2 separate regions of the Mus musculus genome follow, and region 1 is linked to region 2. The links are chromatin loops, found by intact Hi-C in ENCODE. Cell type or tissue: gastrocnemius. All regions are shown on one strand.

Evidence for each region. Peaks named below come from ENCODE experiments on the same cell type or tissue, not always from the same donor. Only the 100,000 strongest peaks of a DNase experiment are listed, where the experiment ranks them.
Region 1: it touches region 2 in a loop (8-fold over the local background); 3 of 42 quality-filtered maps call a loop at or near these places.

The regions. Positions count from the first base shown.
Region 1 is chr11:117,531,719-117,539,718 of GRCm38, reverse strand. It overlaps Gm11734 (predicted gene 11734), which reads right to left. Exons shown (of 7, transcript NR_167774.1): 4 at 7,886-8,000; 5 at 7,450-7,635; 6 at 6,984-7,207; 7 at 5,600-5,834. Among named protein-coding and RNA genes, the nearest start is that of Gm11734, 13 kb to the right of the region's middle. In gastrocnemius, no CTCF peak of the experiment used is centred here; a DNase peak (open chromatin) is centred at 4,622; H3K4me3 peaks cover 465 bases; H3K27ac peaks cover 3,933 bases.
Region 2 is chr11:117,650,990-117,658,989 of GRCm38, reverse strand. Tnrc6c (trinucleotide repeat containing 6C) reads right to left here and starts at 4,701. Exons shown (of 22, transcript NM_198022.2): 1 at 4,304-4,701. In gastrocnemius, CTCF peaks have their summits at 3,286 and 4,699; DNase peaks (open chromatin) are centred at 3,536, 3,896, 4,327, 4,768 and 1 more place; H3K4me3 peaks cover 3,938 bases; H3K27ac peaks cover 3,505 bases.

The sequences.
Region 1 (8,000 bases), 120 kb after region 2:
TGTCCTGGAATTCACTTTGTAGACCAGGCTGGCCTTGAACTCAGAGATCCACCTGCCTCTGCCTCCCGAGTGATGGGATTAAAGGCATGCACCACCACGCCCGGCTTCAAGGGCATCTCTTATCTCCTGTTTCCAGAAGACCCTCAGAGATAAACATGTGACTCAGTTGGAAGGATGATTGTGTCACCCCCACAAAGCCCAGCACTCAGAGGAGGTCAAAGCAGGAGGATGGATCATCAGTCAGAGGTCATCTTCAGCTACATAAGAGGTTGAGGACAGCCTGGGCTACTTAAAAAAAAAAAAGGCGGAGACTGGAGAGTTCAGTGGTCTTGACTCACGCCATCTGTAACTACAGTTCTAGGGGATCCAATAGCCTTTCCTAGTCTCTGAGAGCAACAGGCACACACATGGTACATAGGCACATGTACACATAAAACAGCTATGTACATACAATATAAGCAGAAGGCAGCTTAACACCCACTTTGGCATTGGCCTAAGCATCCTTGTATAGATGGGAGGTTTATGGTTGTAGTGGCTTTAAGAATATGCAAGAACTGACAGAACTCAGTTCCCTTCCTGGGCTCTGGTCACCTGCTGTGACCATCTCTCAGGGCTTTCTCCAGCCATAGGACCCTTCCAGGATCCCCAGTGCATTGAATGTCTAGAATTGGAGGAGAGGGTGACCCAGGGGCTCTGTCTGTGGAAGTCTGGTCCTCACGGTCTCAGCCGGGATGGATGCCCGGCTAGTGACAGTGGTGAATTGCCCCTCCCCACTCTCACTCACAGACCATATGGACCCGCTTGTCAGGCTGGGACACCCACAAATGGTCACATGCTTCATCTTGATTGACAGTTACCTTCCCCCTAGAAATTCAGGAACAGCCTGGCTACAGTTATGTCTTGTTCAGTAAAATGAGGGAATAAAAAAGGGAGTGATTACTTTATGGATATGGTCTCTGGCAGTTGTCTTCGGAGGGACTCTGTATTCCCACAGCTCCTACGTTTTATTATTTTATTAAGAGTTAACTCTCGGTTATCCACGTGTGAGCCTGAGAGATGATCTTATTCCCACAGCTGTTTAATATTATTATTTTATTAGTAGCAGTTTGGCTTCCCCCAACCAGGGCTCCATAGAGGGCCTGAAAAAGAGTCCGACTATTCACATGTGTCTTCACTGGCCTTCTTGAATTATGGCGGTAAACATTTATAATCCCAATGTTGATTCTCTCTTCTAGGGCCGGGGTGGGAGCTATACTTTTTAATTGTGCTAAAACATACGTGACATAGAGTTCCCTGCTTTTTTAAATTTTCAGTTCTCATGTTTATTTACTTTCTTGTGAGCATGCATATACATGTGTGTGTGTGTGTGTGTGTGTGTTTATGAGAGAGAGAGAGCGAGCACATGTACCATGGAGATAAGACAGACACACATTTTAGGAGTTGGTTGGTTCTCTCTTCCTACCACATAGATCCTGGGGCTTGAACTCAGGTCCACAGGCTTGGCCGCAAGCTCCTTTACCTGTGGAGCCATCTCTCCAGCCCCATCCTTTTCTATTCTATCTTTGCTCAGCTGCTGTGTCTCACATTCCCACCTGCAGCACTCTCTTGAATCCTCTTCCCTCGCCCATACCAGTCCTTGTCAGCCTCGGTTCTGGCTCAGAAGGCTGTGGCAAGAGTGGCCCTTTCAAAGTTGATCTTTAACCCTTTACCTTTTATTAGTTGTATTTCTGTTTGGAAACAAGGTCTCCTTCAGCCCAGGCTAGCCTCATCACGTAGCTGAGGATGGCCTTGAACTTCCGATTCTCCTACCTTACCTCTAGGATTATAGATATGCACCACCACGGGCATCGAGACTTTTGCCTAGGTTTTGATCCAGGGTGCTGCCAAGAGGATGCTGCCAGTCATGCGGCACTGGACAGAGACAGGAAAAAGGGGTGGCTAGCAGAAGGACCTGTGTGTGTGTGTGTGTGTGTGTGTGTGTATATCCCCTCTATCCTTTGAATGAAGAGCTCTGGGGGAGCTCTCAGGGGCAGGATTGCTTGACAGAGACACAGGAGACAACATTGAAACGGTGATTTAGGCAGTCTTTGGGCATAGGGGATGCATTGGCGCTCCAAGCCCCATCTACTGTCAGCCACAGGCCTTTGCAGAGAATCCTGATTGAGCTTAGCTATGCAAAATGCATTTTTTTCTGAGGCCAAGTTGCAGACAAGCCGGCATCTCCTTCGGGTGTCCCCGTTTGGATGGGGGAGCAGGGAGGATTTTGTGGGCACAGCAATGCTGGTCTGGAAGCGGGAAATAGCTTTAGATTATCTACAAAGTGCTTCTTCCACCGTGGATAATGGAGAGGTAGCCACGCTTATTTAGAGCTACCCTCTTAGGGACAATCACTGGAAGGGGAGGGGTGGGGAGAAGGGTAGGGATGGAAATGGTGTATTACTGAGCCAGACTCAGACCGAGGAGGGGCTCAGTGGGGTCCTTAGCAGCTCCTTCTAGACATGGAGGCTGGAAGGGATCACCCCATCAGCATCAGACTCCACCCCATCAGCATCAGACTCCACCCCATCAGCATCAGACTCCACCCCATCAGCATCAGACTCCACCCCATCAGCATCAGACTCCACCTCTTTTGGTCTGCAGGAAGCCCCAGGACTCAGATCACTATTGGCCAAGACAGCATTAGCCCAAGGGCAGCCAACAATGCTTCTCTTTCTACCCCACTTTCAGCCTCATCCTTGTGAGGTGGATGAACTAGATATCCGTCATCCTCCTCCACAGACCCCAGGGCCCACCTCTGATCCAGGGTCCTGGATCAGAACTGGTTGGCCGTGCTCTCTCAGACTCTCTCAGGAAAAGTGTTCAGGGCAGGGATTGTGCTGGAGACTAGGAAACTGCTGGAAGGGCAAGGCAGAGTGCAGAGCTGGTCAGAGCTGGTGGGGATGAATCATGCTGGCTACAGGCACAAGTGCATGGAAAGTACCTGGAATTGTGCCTGCTTATGATGCTCCATCCCAGAGGCTCCTCCTCCTCCTCCTCCCCTCTTCCCCTTCCTCCCTCCCTGTCCCCTCCCCCTCCCCTCTCCGCTCCTTCCCCCTTTCCCTCTCCCTGGTCCCTCCCCTTCCTCTCCCCTCTCTTTGTCCCCTCTCCCTCCTTCTTTCCCTCTCCTTGCCCCCTCCTCTTCCCCTCCCCTCCCCCTTCCTTCCCCCTTCCTTCCCCTGGCCCTCTTCCTCCCCACTTCCTTCTTTATGATGCAGGGTCTCTAACCTAAAATTTACTCTGTAACCAAAGAGGACTTAGAACTTCTGATCCTTCTATTTGCCCCTCCTGGGTTCTGGGATTATAGGGATGAGCTACCAGGATGCTGGGGATTGAGCCCAGGGTCTCACACATAGTAGGCCAGCACTCTGGCTCCCCTGGCTCACTCAGGACAGGTTGTGGTTATTGAGAGCTAAGACCCTCTGGGTCTTCTGGGATGTCCAAGGCCACACACGAGGCCCTGGTGTCTCCAGGTTGGGGGCAGTCTTCTCTCGCTGGTCTGCACACTGGGGTTGAATCAGTCTTCCCTCCTTCCCCAAGCTGCTCAGAAGCCCTCTTCACAGCTGCCACCCACTTCATCATAGACACCCATCAATGAGCCAGCCAAGCCCATAAATTATTGTACAAACCACTCCAAACAATAACCACAATTTTACTTACTGAGCCATTAAATATACGTACTTAAATTAGACTTAACCAGACATCACGTGGGGACGTCTTGGGGCCAGGCAAACAATGAGTCTTGGGGGGAACGTGTCACCTTGTGTTTGCCCACCTCTCCCGTGAAATTAATGAGGTGCTTCAATTTAATCATTATTACCACTCTGGCTTTATTTAGCCAGTTAGCTGGGGTTGACCTGCCGTCTCAGTCAGCAGTGGCTTCCCTTTGCTGCCCTGGGCTGTCCTGACAGCCAGCTAGAGGTCAGTGGGAACTTGGATACTGAAGGGCTGCCCTGGTCCAGAGATGTGTTAATCTCATTGACAGAAGCTCTGTCTCCAGGATCCACAGAGACCCAGCTGTGGCTATTGAAGCTACCACGTGGAGGACAGAGTGCTGGCTCTTCCCAGATCCCCATGTCTGATGTGTCAATGAGCACATCTCACACACTCTTTCAGTGTCCTCCTAGTTCAGGCTGCCAACTGTCCCTTTGGTGTTAGCCATTTTACACCCTGTCTCTCTGTCTGCCAGATCAATTTGTAGAGAAGTTAAGTGTGGCTCATTCCCTATTCAGAGTCCTGTAGCTCCCACTGCTTATGGAGAACAAGCAGAGTGTGGTGGCCAGGGTGCCTCCTGCCTTCCTTAACCCCATCTCTCCAGCCTGTCTCGAACTTTACCAAGCACCAGCCACAGTGAGCCCTCCCACCCTCCACCCACCTCGGAGCCACACAGGTCTGGCATGTCCTCCCCTGTTCCATGTGCTTAGCTTTAAAACCCTTTAACACAGTGGCACCCACTTCCCACCTCTTCCAAGCACAGGGTGTCGGCCCAGTTCCTGCCTCCATCTGAAAACGCCTTCCTAAGCCTCCACACTGGGCACAATGCCTGAAGACAGCCCGGGCTGCCTCGTATCCCTCACGGAGGTATCTGCAGTGGGCAGTGTGCCCATGTGTCAAAGCACCCAGCACAGAGCCTGCCAAGCAGGAACAGACAGAGACATTCAGTGCCTGGGAGTGGCAGCGACCGACCGACCGGAAGCAGTGATCCTCAACCCTCTGCATCCATCTCAGCCTGGAGTCCCTCTCACTTTCAAGTGTTTGTGAGATAGATCCAGGCTGGCTGGGTTGGAGAAATCCATTATGTGGCCAGAGTGGAACCAATGCTTCCACTCTGTTTGTAGACAGGAAGGGACATTTGGTTATTGTTGCACATGGCTCAGAGGTCACCCAGTATGTACCAAGAAACTCCTGGGATCCAGAGTAGACCGTCCTTGGTGGCAATTCTAAGATGTAGCCTGGGACAAATCTGTGTATCCAAATGCTGGAGAGGGAGGGGAGAGGAGGGGAGAGGAGGGGAGAGGAGGGGAGAGGAGGGGAGAGGAGGGGAGCACCCCCAGGCTCACCAGGCTCAGTGGGTACTGCTGCCTATCTGTTGTGGGGAGTGCCCACTGCCAACTCCCTGCTAAGGCCACTAATAATCTTGAAAAAGGTGATGTGGAGGTGCCCTTGCTGCTTGTCTGTCCGTCTGTCTGCCTGTCAGTTGGTCAGACTGTCTCTAAGAACATGGCTAAGTGTCAAGAAATACAATGGAGGAGGTGTGTGCGCATGTCACAGCCTGTCCTTGTCTGAGAGTCAGGCCTGGAGAACACAAACAGTCACCAAAGGTTGCTAGCATGCCAGAGCTTCTGTGAACCGTGTCCTTATCCCCACGAGGTTGGGGGCACTCTGTCTGCTAGGGCACCAGTGGGCTTTTTCTGTGCTCCATGCAGCTCCCCCACACACAGGGCAGGCATCTGCATGAGGTGCAGCCTGGTCCACAGAGCAGGAAGTGCACGGTCAGCTGCCCATCTCCCAGCCTCAAATGGAATAAAAGAAGAGATGGGGTTAAGTGTAATCCCACTTTAAATTTTACTCAATATATCTGAAGCATATTTTATTTTATTCATTTGTGCCTATGGGTGTCAGGTAGCTAGTACGAGGGTTGCCAGTAAGGTAATTTTCTTTTTTTTTTTTTTAAAGATTTATTTATTATTACATGTAAGAACACTGTAGCTGTCTTCAGACACTCCAGAAGAGGGAGTCAGATCTCATTACAGATGGTTGTGAGCCACCATGTGGTTGCTGGGATTTGAACTCCGGACCTTCGGAAGAACAGTCGGGTGCTCTTACCCACTGAGCCATCTCACCAGCCCCAGTAAGGTGATTTTCTGGTGTGCTTATGCATCCAGCTTTTGAAATTGGTGTATACAGGGAGATGAGGTTCGACCGACACCCCCACCCCCACCCCATCTCGAGGTCTCAGGAGTTCTGGGTGGTGTGCTTTCTAGGGTTGGGCAGCTGTAGGCTGGGTGACATCGGGCAGTGCCCTGGTGGGTGCTCAGATTCTGAACTCAATAGCTTGACATTTCTTCAATTAAGCTCCGAGAAGCAGGTAAATGTTGAGGCAGGAGCAGGTCAGCCTAGTGCCAGTCAACTCCCCTGAAAAACATCTACAGGACGTCCAGGAGAAGGACTGGCTGGTCTCTGTGTCACAGATGCCATTGGTCAATGCTAAATTATGCAGGCTCAGCATAGGCATCAGGGACATATTATTTATCAGTGCCAGGGACACAAAGAAACCTTAGAATAAGGAGCCTCTGGCCAAGGACACCGAGAAGGCAGCTCTTCCCCTGAATTACTGGGGAGACGGGCTGGGATCCTAGGATGCTGGTCTGCCAGGATTCAGGAATATGACCATACAGGAATGCCCGGGTGCAGGGATACAGAGATGCTGGGATACCAGGACACAAGGGTGCTGGGGACACAGGGGTACTTGGACACAGGGATACTGGGATCTAGGGATGCTGTGATAAAGAGAAATGGGGATGCTGGATTCAGGGATGCCAGAGTGTCAGGATATGTGGGTGTTTGTATGCTAGAACTCTGGGGATGCTGGCATATAGGGATGCTATGATAGAAAGAAATGAGAATCCCGGATTCAGGGATGCCAGGATGTCAGGATATATGGGTACAGGTATGCTAGAATTCTAGTGATGCTGGAATTTTGGGATATCAGAATGATATGAGACCACAGGACCTAAAGATCATAAGGGGGTGAGACTTGAAGAGCCAGCAGCAGGCTGGCATATACTGTGGGACTCAAGGCTTCTCAGGCAGCGCCCACAGCCACTCACATGCATGGTGATTAATGGCTGGTACCCTGGTGTGGAAACCATCTTAATAGTGGTGATTTTGTCCCGGACAGTATTCCACATATTGTAAAGGTCATACATGATAAGAGCATTACCCACCTCGCCTGGGCAAACACGCTTAACCTTGTAGCACACGTTCCCGGGCAGATCCGTGTGTGCCTCCCTCATTTCAGAGGCCCTGTTGGCAAGGATTCTTAGCCAATAGAGATGAAAGTCAGCAGAGATGGCACCATGCTGGGTCTCCAGACAATGCGCTGAATCAGCTGCCGGCCTCATGCTGTGCCAGGGGCAGAGGGCACAGAAGCACCACAGCCCGCACAGAGCTGCTGGGCAAGAGACTTCAGTGAACGTTGGTAGGGACCGGCCAGCTTTGATTCCCTTCACAAGGCTGAAGAGGGGCCTCCCCTATCAGGTCTAATCAGAGGGAAGGAGAGGCCTATCTCAAGCTGTTGGCTGCCTGGGCTAGACCTAGGCCTGTGGACACATGTGGCCTTCAAGGGAACATAAAAGTGGCATATGCTTGCCTGCTGAATCCCCAAGACCAACAGCTGGATAACTCACTTACCCGTGGTTAGAATAGGTTATAGAATGCTTTGGAGTCTGCAGGAGACATCTGTAGAGCAGATCAGCCCTCGGTCTTGGCAATTCACTGTTCAGTCTGTCACCCCTGGGTTCACCGGAGAATGGCCTTGAGGTCTTCGATGCCTGGTGGCAGGTGCATGGGCCTTCCTCTGCAGGTCATGTCCCTGGGCTGTGAGAGTGGACAGAGTAGCATCTCACCTACTCCTCTTCTGCTCCCACTGTCCTCTATCTCTGTCATACACTCCCACACCACACCCACACACCACACACACATATATCACATGCCCACTCACACATATATACTCACTTATATACCACACACATCCCACACAGACTCATTCACTCACATACACACACACACACACACACACACACACATACACACACACACACACACCATCAGGGCCAGACCCCCTCACCTTGCCTCCCAGCCTATGGCTTCCTAATTCTTCACGTCATGACCACTGTCCAAAGCCCCATCAAATGACACGTTCATGCTTTCAATCCCAACAAAGAACTCTGATCTCCGGACCC
Region 2 (8,000 bases):
TAGGGAGTTGCAGAGCACTCTGAACATGCAAAACCTTGTTATATAGAAGTGGAGGATGGAAATAAACCAAACAAGCTCTGGACAGAGGCTATCATTTATCTGTTTCACATCACTCACATGCATTCTCTGTAAGGGTTACACAATCATTTCTAGCAAGTAATCTTCACTATTTGTGATTATATTTCTGAAAAATTGCATATAGCCTGAAAATGTATCAACGGGAATACATTTATATGTTAAAGTCTATTTCTAAAAGGTATATTATTTTGTAAGAAACACTCTCCTCAAAACAGCACAAGTATTTAAGAGCAAATCTGTAAAAATTTAATTTGCATTCATCAAACTGTCTTAAAGAAAGTAAATCTGTAAAAACTACCCCCTAAATGTTACCTAGTTCACAAATGATGCTCCACTCTCTTTACTCAAAGCTGTGTCTTCAATGCAGTGATAAAGATGCTAGTATCTTAAGTCTCCTTCCCTGAAGCCATTTACCCTGACAGAGGACTTCATCTCTTGCTCACTTCCATTCTCTCACCTGCACAAAGTCTGAACGAGGCTGAATGAGAGAGAGGTAAAGCCTATCTGATTACCTCCAAGCAATTTCAATCAAAGGAATCCAAATCCAACCACACAAAAACTACCACCTGGCTTTTCTGGGCTCATTTGGAACCTTCCTGTCCTGCCTGATGGGGCTCTGTCTCCTGCTCCCCCAGAGCATACCTCTCTGGGTCCCAAGAACTGCATGTAATCCTGCCTCATCTTTTTCATACTTTCTCCAAACAAAATCTTTGCTACATTGAACCCTAAAATCACCAATTTTCTTTCTTGTAAAATTTTCTCAGGGGCCAGAGAAATGGCTCACTGGTTAAGAGTACTAGTAGCTGCTTTTCCAGAGGACCTGGGTTCAATTCCCAGCACCCACATGGCAGCTCACAGATATCTGTAAATCCAGTTCCAGGAAATTCAACACCCTAATACAGACAAGCATGCAGGCAAAACACCAAAGCACAGAAAATAAAAATAAAATTTAAAAACTCTAATCTAATATCACCCTTGCACAGTAAGTCTTGAGTAAGTCATAGTCCTCACACAATCTCACACACCAACACAGACACACACCTTCCCTTCACAGGTTTAATTCATACTGGAGAAGGAGGTAGTCTACAAAATAGCTCTTCATTTTAGGTTGTAATGGAGCTATTTATGATGCCAAAGACACTTAACACACTCAAACCAAACCACACAAGAAAGTAATGCTACTAATCATGTCGACCCCATCAACCCCTCCACCCCCCCACCCCACCCCCACATTGACCCGTCAATGTCAACTTGGGTCCAGCAAGAGTAACAGGCAGGACCTCCTTTTCCCTAGCTGGTGGCTATGAATATGTGGGAAGATACAGACACTCGATTCTTAGTCAGTATTGCAGAAATTTTATCTTCCCTATAAAGCTCCCTTCAATGAGGAAAAAGTTGCCTCTCACCCCAGTCCTGACTTCCTCCCTCCCAGGCTTAGTTCTGAGTGACAGTATTTGGAAGAACACACAATTACTTCAGTAAGGTCACTGCTTAACAAAAGGTGGCAGGAATGAGGAATTGTCCTTTAAAGTTTCAAATAATCTCCAAGTGCCTTGGCAACTTTTTAGCCAAGGATGTCAAATGAAACAATGAACCTTACTCCAGCACTCAACTCCTTATTCCAAAATGCCAAGTCAATTAAACATAAATATAAACCTATTAGAAAAGAACCCTTCTTATTAACCATATATCTGCTCCTTATGACAACACAAAACATAAAGAGGAAGACCAGCATTTACTAGAGTCCCTATAACCACCTAAACATTTAAACACCAGAATCAAAAGTGGAATTAAGATTAACCCTTTGCCAATCTTAGGGTCCAAACTGACAGCTTACTAGCACATGGGAGATCACTGTCAGATTGCTTTGGACAAGAAGCATGAGTTTAAATTCATAGTTTTAAAATCAGATCCATATAATTAAATCATATGTGTAGGATGCACAATTTAACTATTACTTTCTGAACTACTAATTTCTGATTACTCAAAATATAAAATAAAAATAGACTCTAAGAATCTTATGAAAACACAAGTACTAAGATAATTCGATAGGGAGAAAAAAAGTCTTTTCAGTATTGGTAAACGAAGTCCCAACTATTCAGACTCCCCCCATGAATAAAATCAATTTCGTCAATATAACAGAACCCTGTATTTTAGACACCTCATTTCCTCAATAAAAGCATCTTAACCACACTGAAATGTCCAAAGCAAGGCTCACCTCTTCTGTTCTGGGGGGGAAAAAAGGTGCCCTCTGCCAGCCAAGTTCAACTGGCTTGGGCTGTCTTATCTAACTCAGGATTTCATTTCCTAGGGAAAGAAGTCTGCAATCCAGGAATACAATTGTCAGCACCCCATATACAGTTCAAACTATCCTCTGAAGTCACTCAGGTCACATTTTTAGGGTCTGAACTAATTCACATAGTTATTCCAATCCAAAGACAGGAAATTGCATAAAATAACTGCATATACAGTCAGGTGCCATTCAGAGATGTGGTGATGAATAGACTATCTATACTGGCACAAGGCGGTTAACGTGCACACCAGACACCCAGAAAACAACCACTACCATCAGAACCTGGGCAGTACAATGGAGCAAAGGAGCCAGGAGACTCCGACGTGCAACTCCTTCAAGATGCCCAAGTTGGCCATCAATGGAGCACCATTTTGAGTTTTGAACCTATGTTTCACTCCCAGAAGCCAATGGGCAGACCACTCAAATGGAGGTTTCATCTGGCGAAGGCAAAGGTTGGAAAGAACTCAACTAATTACACACGGAAGCACCAGCACTGTCAGAAGTCTCAGAACGCCATAGGTGCAGCCGAGCCCCGCCGGCTCCTCCTCCTCCCCGGGCTCCCTCACAGCATCCCAGCACCATCCTTCATCAAGATTCCTCCAGCGACGCGCAGCGCGCGCGCCAACCGTCTCCTCGCCCGGCCAACGCACAGGGAGATGGGGGTGGGGGACAGCTTCAGGTCCACATCTGCAGGTTTTAACTGCTACGGAAGCATTCGCTACATCTCACCTACTTGGCGAAGCCGCGGACCAAGCTACCCTAAAAAAGCAGAGACGGCGTCGGGGCGCTCGGGTTTCCTTATCTGTTAACCCGGTCGAGGTAGCTGCATTGGCGGCGGTGGCGGTGCGTCTTCCTAGCACGCAAGCACTCCGCAATCCGTTTGCAACACCGTTACAAATAAATCCACCTCATTTCACAACTGTAGGGGGCCCTCGGGGTCGCCCATGGCTCACCAAACAACGCCACACTGCGGATCGGTGTATGCCACCCTTTGGGAACGCACGGTCTGCAGGGGACCATGCAAGGGGAGCGGGTATCATCCACCACTGCATTAGTTTTAAGAGAACGAGAGAGCGAGCGCGGGGGTTGGGGGGAACGGCTAAGTGTCCGACCCCTGGGTCCCCATCCCGATGTCGCACGCCCGGCCAGGAGCTCGCAGTCCGTGCCTCTCCTCCGCCCGTCAACCCCGGCCGGCGCCGCACGCGGGTAGCTCGGGGCCGCCGCGCTCCGGCTCGGCCGAACAAAGGGCCCGAAGACCTCCGGGCGCTGCGGCGGTGGCGCTCTCACCTGGGCTCCGTCCCCGGCGGCGGCTCCGCGGGGCTCCGGCGGCGCGGGCCTGGCGGTGGAGAGGTCGCTCTCGGCCGCCCGGGGCCCTCGGGGGCGCTCCGGCGGCGGGGGCCCGCTCAGTGCCGGCGCCGCAGGATCGAGTCCGGGCGCGGGCGGCGGGTGGGCGGCGGCACGTCCCGGCAGGTCCAGGTCCAGTGCCCGCGACGCCGCGACGCGCCCTGCTCCTAAGTCTCGGCGGGCCGCGGCTCGGACGCAGCCCGGGTCTGAGGCGGGGACGGCGATGGGCGGCTGGGCGCGGGGCCGCTCCGCTCCCTCCGCCTCAGGCTCCGGCTCGAGCGGGCCCGCGGCGGCGGCGGCGGGAGCGCGACGGCGCGAGGACCGCCTGTCACGGGGGCGGCCGGGGTGACCCGGCGGCTCTCAGGGCTGCACGGCGACGCGGACGGCGACGGCGGCTGCGGCTCCCGGGGCCGTCGCGCTGAGGTGCGGAGCTGCCACCGCGGCCATCTTGTTGCTCTAACTGACAAGAACCCCCCTCCCCCCGCTCCAGCCAGACGCGGCGCTCGCGCCCCCGGCCCCGCCCCGCGTGGGCCTCCAACAGGAAGTCGTACCGGCCCCCGGCACGTGACTCCCACCGCATCTGCATACCGGAGGGCGGAATGGCCAATCAGCGCCCTGATCCTGAGCTCCGCCTCCAGGCAGTGCTCCCGATCCCATTGGTTCGTCACGAAAAGACCACGCCTCCTCCTTCTCCCCTAATACCCGCCCGCGCTGTGGTCGTCCAGACCGCGCGTGGAGCGCGCGGGGGTGCGAGCTGCGCGTTCTTCACGCGCCTCGGACGCGCGCCTTTCCTCGGAGCTGACGCTCCTTCCCGGTCAATGCGGAGAGCCGTGCGGAATTCTCCCGTGGCCGCTTGCCTTCACGCTTTTGGGCACTGTGACTCCGCGTTAGCTTGCGCACCAAAGGGCCGCAGATTCAGTTCTGCGTAGCCGCCTCCGTTCTCCGGTTCTGCGCCCCGCCGTATCCCGGGTTTGCGCAGCGTTTTCGCCCGGCGGCGCTGGCCCTCTGCGCAGCGGCGCCCTGAACCTGGCGCACGCACTGGCGCGCCTCCGGCCCGTGCCGTGCACACGCCCTGTACCTCCCTACGGTGCACACTCGTACGTGCGCGGGACGCGGCCTAGAAGCTCGCTGCGCGCTCCTCGCGGCATCCTCTTGGCCCCCTCCTTCGCTCAGAGGCTCCCCGGGGATTGCTCTGACGCGAGCCAAACAATCCCGGCTGCAAAGCAGCCCCCTGGGGAGGCCTGCTTTCCCCGCAGCTACTCCACCCTACAGCGAACGCAACCTGCCCACCCCAAGCCCTGGGCTGAGACTACACACCCCGCATTTTCTTCCTGGCTCTGGGAAGCCCGCGGTGGTCCTCCATTCTTTGGCTCCTCCTTGGTATACATATACGTAATAATCTGGTGGGTAAGGTCCGAAGCACTGTGCGCTCCGTAGAGTCCCTTTCAAGTTTCTGTTCAAGCCACGGGAAGATTTTGAAAGCTCATATTTTTCTCCACAGAGGGTGATGGAAGGAGCCTAATTCCTCTCCACCACCACTCCCGACCCTGATGTTCTGGTAGATCCGCGATGCTTCTGAAAGTTGTCAGTGCTGTAAGAGGCCATTCCCTGTCTATGTGTTCCCGTCTGGAAGAAGAGACAACGCTCTAGTAGTACCTTCGAGATGCAGTTTTGCTGCCGCCAGTGTCATGTTTTGAAATGTTTGTGGAGAAAAGGGACACAACAGACTTGCTGCTCTCGTTTCCCTTCAGGGTCCCGTGAGCTCTGTACACTCCTTTCTTTCTATTATATTTTAAGCCTTCTGGTCGTCAGATTTACTTACTCTCCGAAGTCGGCTTCAAACGTCTGTTGTGTATTTTTCATCCTGCAAACCCATATCCCCTAGAAAGATCTGATGGCAGATGTGGCTCTCACAGAGACTTCTGCCTTTTCTATTCAGCATTTTATTGACTTCAGTTTAATTCTTGACTGCTGAGAACCTGTATCTTTTGTGTCTCAAAAGTCCAGATATTATCACATGATCCAGGAAGGAGCACAAATAGCATCCTGCAGTTACACAGCATGCACTAGGTAGATTGCTAAATCCATGAGGAGCCCAGAGTCTGGGTGCAAACAACACTGTAAAACTTCAGTTATTGGAATATTGAACCAAAATGACGTCATTTAGCATTTGTCCTTGCCATTCATTGACTTTGTGACCATGACCTCTCCTCTCTTCCAGCTTTCTTTGTGATCGTCCCCTCCCCTCGAGCTTACTTAGCCTGGCACAATAAGGATCTCTTCCTACCTTAGATATCCTAACACCACTAGAAAAGGTGGGCTATATCTTTTGGAATGAAAATTAGACTCATAGTTTGGAATATGGACTTGTGGTGGTAGAAAGAATATTTGAGGAAGAGGGGTGTACCTCAGAGGTAAAGTGTCAGCTGAGCATGTTCAAAGCACTGGGGTCATTCCCTGGTGCTGGTGTATCTGAGCACACGCGCACACACACACACACACACACACACACACACACACACAATTTAAAAGCCTGGCATAGTAGCACATACCAGTAATTTCAGTGCTGAGGGAGCAGAAACAGATTCCACAGGCTCCTTATCCAGTCTGCCTCATTTAATTGGCAAGTTCCAGGCCAGTGAGAGATCCTGACCCAAAAACAAGGTGACTGGTAGATGTGATGCACATCTTTAATCTCAGCACTCTGGACAACGAGGCATCTGAATTCAAGGTGAGCCTCGTTTTACATAGAGTTCCAGGCCAACCGGGGCTACAAGGTAAGACAAAAAAAAAAAAAAAAAAAAAAAAATCAAGGCAGAGGATGTCTGAGGTTTGTTCTCTGACCTATGCACACATGTATATGCACACACGATATATAAAAAAACCGGTATGATTACCTTCCATGAAAGTGTTCTGGAAGGTAGCCTGTCTCCTAGAGACCTTCCCAGAGGACCTATAGCCTAAGTCTTGAGGGAGGTCACAGAAGCAATAACAGAAGCTCATGGAAGGACACTGAAGAGAGAAGCAACAGCAAACAGCAGGGAGACAAGGGAACCTGGAGCACTGTGTTTATCAGGGTCTGCCACAGCTCAGGAATAGGTGACGGGCGGGCAGGGGCAATCGCAGGCAGCAGCTCACGCTGCTGAAGACAGCAGAGCTTTGGATTGCTGTGAACCTTCCTAGAAAACATATATGGCAGGTAACCTGGATAAAAAGGCCCACATAGGTGGGGATAGTGCTGAGGAGGAGCCCAGCAAAGTTATTCGGACAGGAACTGAGCAAATGCAGAATGGCGTTCCTTGGAAGTCAGACAGAGCAGGGCAGTGGTGGCACACGCCTTTAATCCCAGCACTTGGAGGCAGAGGCAGGTGGATTTCTGAGTTCAAGGCCAGCCTGGTCTCCCTGTCTCGAAAAACCAAAAAAAAAAAAAAAAAAAAAAAAAAAGGAAGTCAGACAGAGAGGACACACTTGAAGATGAGGCTTACTTAGACTCTGGTGTGCTTAAGGAGAGGACTTCTGATGGGTAACAGAGGTGAGGTTGTATATGGTCTAGTCTTAGTAGGTGGTGGGTAACAGCTGAGGAAGAGGCCATGGTAAAAACTGAAGCCTTAGGTATGTTCAGGTCTACGCTCAAAGACTCAGGGTGAGCCACAATGTAAAATGACTGGCAAGTCACAATGAGGAGGTCATCCACAGGGTCCCCAGCACTTTGCAAATCCCACTCATCTGAGCCCCGTGAGGACAGGCAAGTGGCTTAGGGGTGCTGCCATCTCTTTGATTCAGTTCCCCCAAATTGGTGATCTGGTGTACCCAGGAGAGAGATAAGGAGTTTCAGGTTTCAGGCTTTCTTTTAGAGGGAGGAGAGAGATTTGCTGGCAGGCTGGTAGGCTTCCGTGGGCTTCTTTGCAGCTTCCGTACTCAAGGTAAAGCCAACGGTAAGCCAGGAATGGGCCTTTATGTCACAGCTGGGAACTCCCCGTTTCGCTATCTGAACTCACTCCAGGCCGGCTTCTCTGATCTTAATACTCACACTGAGCCAATATTTGCAAGAACTCACACAGACCAAAACCAAATAGACACCTCAAGCTCAAGCTCGGCTGTCTGCTGGCCTGAGCTGTTGACAGTCTGCATCGACAGGGTGCAGTGAATATAAAAACAATGTTGCCTCTTTGTTCTCCATTTCTTCCTTGGCCCTTTTCCATTGCCCCCTCCCCCTTTCACTGTCTCAGTCTTAAACTGTAGCTCAGGCTGGGCCAGAGCTCGCTGCATAGCTCAAACCCATGGC